Regions from separate parts of the Homo sapiens genome. Here region 2 is linked to region 1. A link is an interaction called in ENCODE POLR2A ChIA-PET data of the cell type or tissue named here. Cell type or tissue: PC-3. All regions are shown on one strand. Each heading gives the region's core, and the rest is flanking DNA. Links, peaks and the distances in the headings are about the cores only.

Region 1 (4,405 bases), core at 308-4,307:
TATAGAGCTTGCCTTCACGTGTAGAAGTGTTGTCATATGGAAGAGTGATCATATGTATTTTTGGAAACTGCACTGGGCAAAGCCACATTTATCATGTATCCAGCAAATATGTAGTAAGTAACTGATATATACTAGTTCCTGCTCTAGGCAGTAGAAATACAACAGTGAACAAGGCACATAAATTCCTACTGATATAAAACTGGCATGAGTTGGGGGAGTAAATTATAAAAAGAATCACACATTCATATGTATAATATAATGTTAGCGTTAGATGATATGAAATAAAATAGAGCAGGGTAAAATATACAGTCGAGCATGGAGCAGGATAGATAATGCAGCTGGAGAAGGCCTCTCTGAGATGGTAGCATTTGAGCAGAGACTTGAATGAAAAGAAGGAGCAAGCCCTGCAAGCATTTGGGAGAAGAAATTCCAGACAAATAAAAACCAGCACAAACGCCCTGAGATGGGAATGCACATAGTATGTTGGAAAACACTGAGAAGCCAGTGTGGCCAGAGAGCAGTGAGTAGTAGGAAATGAGATCAGAGAAACAGTCATGAAACCAGGTATTTCAGGCCTATAATTATAGGCTGAGGTAAAGCATTTTGATTTATTGTAAATGTTATAGAAAACTATCAGAGGACCTTGAGCCAGAGAATGACATGATTTGGCTTACATTTTATAAGGACTAGTTAAGGGGCTTCTATGGAGAATTGATTGTAGGAAGGACAAGGTAGAACCAGAGAGATAAGTTAGGAGGCTACTGTCATGGTCTAGTTCAGAGGCAACGGTGGTAACAGTGGGTGAGAGTTTCAGAGAGACACGGTGTAACTTTGTATAAGGAAAACCTCCAGTTATTACAACTGTCCAAATATAGAATGGTCTGGGTGCTAGAGATGAGATTTCTATATTGGGAGGGGTTTGGTCTAGGACAGGAATCAGCAATCTATGATCCAAAGCTGGCCCACCATCTGTTTTTATAAATAAAGTTTTATTGAAATACAATTATACTCATTATTGTCTATGGCTACGTTTGCACTACAAAGCAGAGCTGAATAGTTGCAACAAAGAACATATGGCCTGCAAAGCCTAAAATATCTGTTTTCTGTCTCTTTACAAGAAGAGTTTGTTGATCCTTGATCTGGAAGACTCCTCTGGTTCTTCCTCCCTTCCAGAGTTCCTAGAATTCCATATGTAATTGTTCACTTGACATTTTTATGTTATCTTTGTTCCATGTGGGTAGTAAAGACTTCACAGATGGGAAGCTTGCTTTCTACTTCTTAAGTAGGTCTTTCTATTGCCTAATTGTGAACATTTGGCAGTTTCTTTAAACTACACTCTTAATTGGGAGGTCAAGTATAGAGGTCATTATCACTTTGTAAAGAAAAAAAATTGTTCCAAGTTTCTGAGTACATTACTATCTAATATTTTCCTATAGATAAAGAGTGTATGCCATTGGCAATACCTATGAGTTAGCTTAGCAGTTGCTTAACAAAGTCATCTTGATAATTTTAAGAATGATATATGGGGTTAAGAATCAAATGTTTGAAGCTCAAGGGAAGATCTTTTTCCTGGCAATACACGTGGACCAAGGGTAATAGAAACAAGTACAGTAACTTAGCAGCCAAAAGAGGTTGATCCAGCTCTCTGGCTTCTTCTGAAGAGGCAAACAGGTCATATGTTTGGAGAAGTGAAGGAATTGCATACCTAAATAGACTATTACATTTCTTTTAATGAATGACAGGAATGTTTGTACAAGATACAAACCAATCTTAGTTATCCAACAAAAGGCAGCAAGAGCTTCAAGTCTACCATGCAAATCCCTGGAATTTGATTTGCAAGTAATTCTTATTCTCTCACACGAGGGCATTGGAAGAACAACAGTGCTGAGCAAGAGCAGAAATTCTTCATAAGAATTCTAAGAAAGAGAGAAAAGGGGAGTTTCTTACGTAACAATAGGTGTGAGAACAGAGAAAAGGGGGGCAAGAGGGTCACTATAGGCACCACTGATACTTATGGTGAGCTAATGCCATGCTGCTAGCTTTCCAGAAAGCAGAGACTCCCTTTCCCTTTGCCTCTACTAACAACAATATCAGATGAACTTCTATTTTGAAAAATGCTATCATTAGGCATTAGGACCAATTATGAGGAATGGATTTTTAAAAATTGAAATTCATTTTCATCTCTGAATCTACACACAGACACACAGACATACACACACACAAACACACACAAGCAGCTTAGACAATTATTCAGACAATTCAGACAAAAATCTCAAAATCTGTTACTTGTTCTTTATCTCCTCTAATTATCAATACTGATCATATCAACTAGACAGGCCATTGCTCTCCTCTCTTCTCTCTATTTTGTGTTCTTTGTGTAGAAGCATAATATTAATAAATAGATTGAAATCCTAACGCAGTATTCACTGCTGGTTTCAGGGGTTGCCTGGGGTCATCATTTGGGCAATACTCCAAAATTATTAGTTCCCTCTGGATTTTTAGTGATATAGCAACCTAATCAATTTTAAATAGTTTTATAGAATATTAATATCAGTGTTGCATAAGAACCTTTACTTCTGAAGCTTAGCTTTTAAAAATTCTTCCTAGAGCACCCTTCTTCAAACATATGTAGGCTAAAAGCTATTTGATATGTGACTGATCATTTATGTATACACACCCATGTTTACCCAGTGCTTCTGAATCACTTATGACTAATTAATCTAGTTAACCATTACAGGCTGCATAGCAAGTGATACTACAAATACCACCTTGTATTTTTTTACATAACAGAGGCAGAGCACTGGCAAAGGAGTTGTAAAAAACACTTCACCAAGCAACCTGGGACAGGCTGCTGGACATCTCTGAGCTTCTGTTTTTTTCTATCTACAAAATGGAAATATGTATGTATTTCCATTTTATCTAACTATATGTTTGTACCATTAACCTTTCCCACTCCCTGCCTACATTATTCTTTCCAGCCTCTGGTAACCATCATTCTACTCTCCATCTCCAGGAGTTCAATAGTTTTAATTTCTAGCTCCCACAAATAAGTGAGAACATGCAAAGTTTGTCTTTCTGTGCCTGGTTTATTTCACTTAACATAATGATCTCCAGTTCCATCCATATTGTTGAAAATGACAGGATAAATATGTATGTATTTCCATTTTATAGATACATATATATGTATTTCAATTTTATAAATATATAAATACATATGTAATATATATATATATCCTACTAGATGAAATTATTTTAAGATCATGATTCTGAATGGACTAATTACAAATGGATAGCACAGACAGGATTATTATTATACTATTATAGAATACCTTGCTTTATATTAGACCCTAGACTTCCTTGGAACAATTCTATGTCTGGCAAAAAGCATGGTCATTATTCAGTAATGGTCTTAGTAAGAAAATATTGAGTCAATAATTATGAATACCAAGATTCAATTTTTAAAAAAATTTTTTATTTTTAACTTTTCTGCTTATATAGTAGGTATATATATTTATGGGGTACATGAGATATTTTGTTACAGGCATACAATGCATAATAATCACATCAGGGTAAATGGAATATCCATCATCTCAAGCATTTATCCCTTTTTTGTAACAATCCATTTATACTCTTTTAGTTATTCAAAAATATACAATAAATTATTGTTGAGTGTAGTTATTCTATTGTGCTATCAAATACTAGATCTTATTCATTCTATCTAACTACATTTTTGTAACCACTATCCTTCCCCCTTCCCTCACCCGACTACCCTTCCCAGCTTCTGGTAACCACCATTCTACCCTCTATCTCCATGAGTCCAGTGGTTTTTATTTTTTGCTCCCACAAATTGGTGAGAACTTGCAAAGCTTGTATTTCTGTGCCTGGCTTATTTCACTTAACATAAGACTTCCAGTTCCATCCATGTTGTTGCAAATGACAGGAAGTCATCCTTTTTTTATCACTGAATAGTACTCCATTTTGTATAAGTACCATTTTTTTTATTATACTTTAAGTTCTAGGGTACATGTGCACAACGTGCAGGTTTGTTACATAGGTATACATGTGCCATGTTGGTTTGCTGCACCCATCAACTCATCATTTACATTAGGTATTTCTCCTAACGCTATCCCTCCCCCAGCCCCCCAGCCCCCAATAGGCCCTGGTGTGTGATGTTCCCCTCCCTGTGTCCATGTGTTCTCATTGTTCAACTCCCACTTATGAGTGAGAACATGCGGTGTTTGGCTTGCTGTCCTTGTGATATTTTGTTGACAATGATGGTTTTCAGCTTCATCCATGTCCCTGCAAAGGACATGAACTCATCCTTTTTTATGGTTGCATAGTATTCCATGGTGTATATGTGCCACAATTTCTTTATCCAGTCTATTATTGATGGACATTTGGGACA
Region 2 (4,405 bases), core at 261-4,260, 60 kb after region 1:
TGGAGGAGCACGGCTTGCACTGGGCAGCCTACACAGGCAGTTTGTGGAGACAAAAAATGTGATGATAATTCTCATGGAATGGATGTGGATCGTGTCAGGCTGAGAGCTGGCCTGGAGCCATTTTGAAGTCGGCCTGACAGAACCACCTGGAGGTCTGCCTAGAAAGGGCTGCTGCCTAGAGGGGGCTGCTGGGAAACTGGGGCTGAGGAGGGTGTCATTCAGAGGAAACTGCATCACAGGAAATGCTGCTGAAAGTTCCCAATGGAGCCTCCCAAGAACCCACAAAAAAAGTCCGTAAGTCAGCTTTAAAACAGGTGTCCAAATTGTGAAGCACTATTGGGATAGTACTAGTCAAATAAGAACTTCCCTGCTTTCTTCCTTTCCCCCTCTTCAGCCACAGAGAGGCCAGAAATCCCCGTTGGTTAGAAGGCTGAGGAGAGGGGATGTGTCAGTCAAGTGAAAGAGAAGCTGCAGCCCTCCTTTTCCTCCCACCTGCAGAAGGACCTAACAGAGAATAGAATAAAGTTTAGCTTCCAATTTCTTTTATTTTTTTGAGACAAGGTCTCACTTTGTCATCCAGGCTGGAGTGCAGTGGAGTGATCTCGGCTCACTGCAACCTCCACCTCCCAGGTTCAATTGATTCTCTGCCTCAGCCTCCCAATTAGTTGGGACTACAGGCATGCACCACCACACCCAGCTAATTTTTGTGTTTTTTTGTAGAGACGGGATTTTGGCGTGTTGGCCAGGCTGGTCTCAAACTCCTGAGCTCAAGTGATCCACCTCCTTCAGCCTCCCAAAGTGCTACGATGATAGGCCTGAGCCACCGTGCCCAGCCTAGCTTTGAATTCTAATCATTATGTTGGCCCTGCACACTATTAACTATTGAATTAAAACTATGAGCAGGGAAAGAACTTGCCCCATTTTAGACGCAGTGGAAGTCCAAAATAAAGTCTCTTTCTCATTACACTTCAAGAGTCCTCCTTGTTCAGCATTCTGGTTACACACAGATGAAGACACCTTCACTTTGTCAGTCTCTTGCTTTAAAAGCTCCCTTCAGTGCCTCTTTCTTCACTTTTAGATGAAATCCAGACTCCTGAGCATAGAGTTTGATGTCCTGTGTTATCTGAGCTCGTCTATATTTTTCAACAGAACCTCCCACAATTCCAAAAAGAGAACATTTGACTCCAGTCAGGTGGTCCTCTACGTTTTTGTGCTAAGCATTTTTTTTTTCATTTAATCCTCACAACAACCTTTTGAGATTGGTACTATTATTACCTTCATTTTACAGATGCAGAGTCTGAAACTAGCTAATAAAACAGAGAGGCTGTGATTGGAGCCCAGGAAGTCTGACTCCAGAGCAAAGCGTACTGCTTCCTCTCCTTATATTAATATATTCTTTGCTCTCAGCCTACTTTTGGCATGTCTTCCTGCCTCTCTTTCTTCTGCTTATGCCATCCCAGATATCTTTCAAATCTGCTCAAACACCTCCTCCTCCATGAAGCCTTCCCTAATTTCTTTTTTTTTTTTTTTTCTTTTTTTGAGACGGAGTCTCGCTCTGTCGCCCAGGCTGGAGTGCAGTGGCGCGATCTCGGCTCACTGCAAGCTCCGCCTCCTGGGTTCACGCCATTCTCCTGCCTCAGCCTCCCGAGTAGCTAGGACTACAGGCACCCACCACCACACCTGGCTAATTTTTTGTATTTTTAGTAGAGACAGGGTTTCACCGTGTTAGTCAGGATGGTCTCGATCTCCTGACCTCGTGATCCACCTGTCTCTGCCTCCCAAAGTGCTGGGATTACAGGCATGAGCCACCGCGCCCTGCCGGAAGCCTTCCCTAATTTCTACACAGTTATCTCTATTCTCTGAACTCAAAACATTTCATCTGTGCCAAGGACTTCAAAAGTTAAAGTCATGATGTTTGTGTCTCTATTGTCGTTTTGGGCATGTCATTTGGGCAAACCCATGTATGTTCCTTCCAGAATAAGGGTCTATGTTCCATGCTCTTCTTATATTCACCAGGGCAGTGGCTCTCAAACTTTAGTGCACATAGGTAGAAACAGACAGTATGCAAAATAAGAACTGTACATGATGTTTAAATGTTCTAAAAGATGCTAGACCTCATCAGAATAAGAGATATGCACCATTTCACTGACTGTCACCACCCAGATAAGCAAAAATGTGAAAAAAAAAAAAAAAATTCTGATGACAAAGCTATAGGGAAAAGGGACCTCTCATACACTGCTGGTGAGAATGCAAAAAGATATATCCCTTAAGGAAGGAATTTGGCAGCATCTAGCAGTATTATATGTATGCTCTTTTTGACCCAGTAGTCTCAGTTTGGGGACTCTATCCTGAAGATACACAGGCAAAAATCTGAAATGCTGTGTGTTCAAAGCTATTCTTTACTATTTTTACTATTTATAAAAGTGAAAGACTGGAAAATATGTCAATGTCAATCGGTAGAGGACTTGTTAACTGTGGTACATCCATACAAAAGAGGACGGTGCAGGGATGAGGAAGGATCACTACAGGATATTCTGGATGATCTCCAGGATCTATTGGTAAGTAAACACAGCGAGGTGAAGAGAAATGTGTGTGATATGCTACAATTTATGTTACAATTTATGCAAGAAAGGAGGCAATATGACTATTTATACATTTGCTTGTGTTTTCCAAAGGAAACAATGGAAGATTAAATTGAAAACCAACAAAAATTGCTATCTGTGATGGAGGGGAAATCAGTGGGGAGGGAACTGGGGTCAAAGATGGACCTCCCTGAAAGTATCTTGGTTTATGTTTTGACTTTGGAACCAAGCATTTTACATAATTCAAAAACAAAATTAACCAAAAGAAAACATTAAAAACAAATGGAAATAGTTATGTATGTATGCTGGAATTAAACAATTAAGTAAATGGTTGGCAGCCAGGTTTCTACTGTTGGGGTGGGAGGTTTCAGATAAGCAAGGGGAAGAAGCCAGAATGAGCCACACAGCAATGGCTTAGAGTTGGAGACATTAGTATGAACTCATGTCTAGCTGAATATAGACACAGATGCTTACACATAGAAATACTTAGAGATATGCGTATATGCACAAGTTAGTCTACATGCATATATTTCCTTGGCCTGTCAGCTGAGAGGAGCTAGAAGCAATGACACCCCAGTAGCAACAAACACATCTAGCGCCCAGATCTTAGTTTCTGATACCATTATCCAATGAGGGGAACCAGAGCTCCCTGTAGAAATGGCTGATTTTAGGATTGGGTCAGGAAAACTACAAGATAAGCCTGGAGCATCTTGTAGTACCAGAAAGTAAGAAAGTGCTCAAAAAGAAAAAAAAAATGAAGGGGTCATGTCTAAAGAACACAAAAGTCAATTGAAGCGCTCCCAATGGCTAATGCTGAACCAATTTGAGCAATAAAATAAATAAAATAGAATTGGGTTATAACTCAAAGTATTCAGTAAATATCTGAGTCCATACTGATGTAAATAAATTTTTAAATAAATAATAAGAGACAAATCTCACATGCAAAAGAATTCCAAATAATGTATGGAAATATCCACCTTCAATGAGATGGAGCATAATTCCCTATTCCTTATGTGTGCGCTGTGCATAGTGACTTTCTTCCCACTCCCCCCAAAAAAAATACAGAAAGGGTGGGAAAAAAGTAACTTTACAGTGGAGAAACCTGACCAACACTACCTCAGCCAGGTGATCAAGGTCAACAGCAACAGTGATAAGTTGTCATGTTGATACTATGTACCTTTGATATGTTATGAAAATAGCACTTTATCTCTGTTGTCTTCCTCCCAAAACCACATAATTCCAGTCTCATCATGAGACAAATATCAGATAAATCCCAGCTGAGGGACATTTGACAAAATACCAGACCAATATTCCTCAAACTGTCAAGGTTATCAAAAACAAAGTCTGAGAAACCATCACAGCCAAGGAAAGCCTAAGCAGACATGATTTCCAAATGTCCTGGAACAGAAAAAGAACATTAAGTAAAAACTAAAAAAATCTGAATAAAGTGTGGACTCCAGTAATGTATCAACATTGGTTCATTAATTGTGGCAAAAGCACCACATTCACATAAAATGTAAATAATAGGGTAAACTGGGTGTGAGAGAGATGAGAACTCTTTGTATTATCCTCATCATGTTTCTGTACATCCGAAACATATGAAATAAAAAGTTTACTTGAAAATCTAAAACGAATAAACCTAGCTATATACCAAGTTGATTCTATAAACATAAAGAGAATTATTTTAAGTGATTTTGAAACAAATATACACACATATATTTTGAGGACAAATATACACACAAAGAAATTTTTATTGCCTTCAGTATTATTATGCTAGTTGCAATATTGGTATTTTGTACCAATTTGGAGAAAGAGAAAGAGAG

The links. Peaks named below come from ENCODE experiments on the same cell type or tissue, not always from the same donor. Only the 100,000 strongest peaks of a DNase experiment are listed, where the experiment ranks them.
Region 2: POLR2A ChIA-PET joins it to region 1 with 9 read pairs; 2 of 35 experiments call an interaction of 5 or more read pairs at or near these places.

Annotation. Positions count from the first base shown.
Region 1 is chr1:113,318,769-113,323,173 of GRCh38, reverse strand. No RefSeq gene overlaps it. Among named protein-coding and RNA genes, the nearest start is that of MAGI3, 70 kb to the left of the region's middle. In PC-3, for the core only: no CTCF peak of the experiment used is centred there; a DNase peak (open chromatin) is centred at 2,693.
Region 2 is chr1:113,258,851-113,263,255 of GRCh38, reverse strand. No RefSeq gene overlaps it. Among named protein-coding and RNA genes, the nearest start is that of MAGI3, 130 kb to the left of the region's middle. In PC-3, for the core only: no CTCF peak of the experiment used is centred there; no DNase peak of the experiment used is centred there; H3K27me3 peaks cover 756 bases.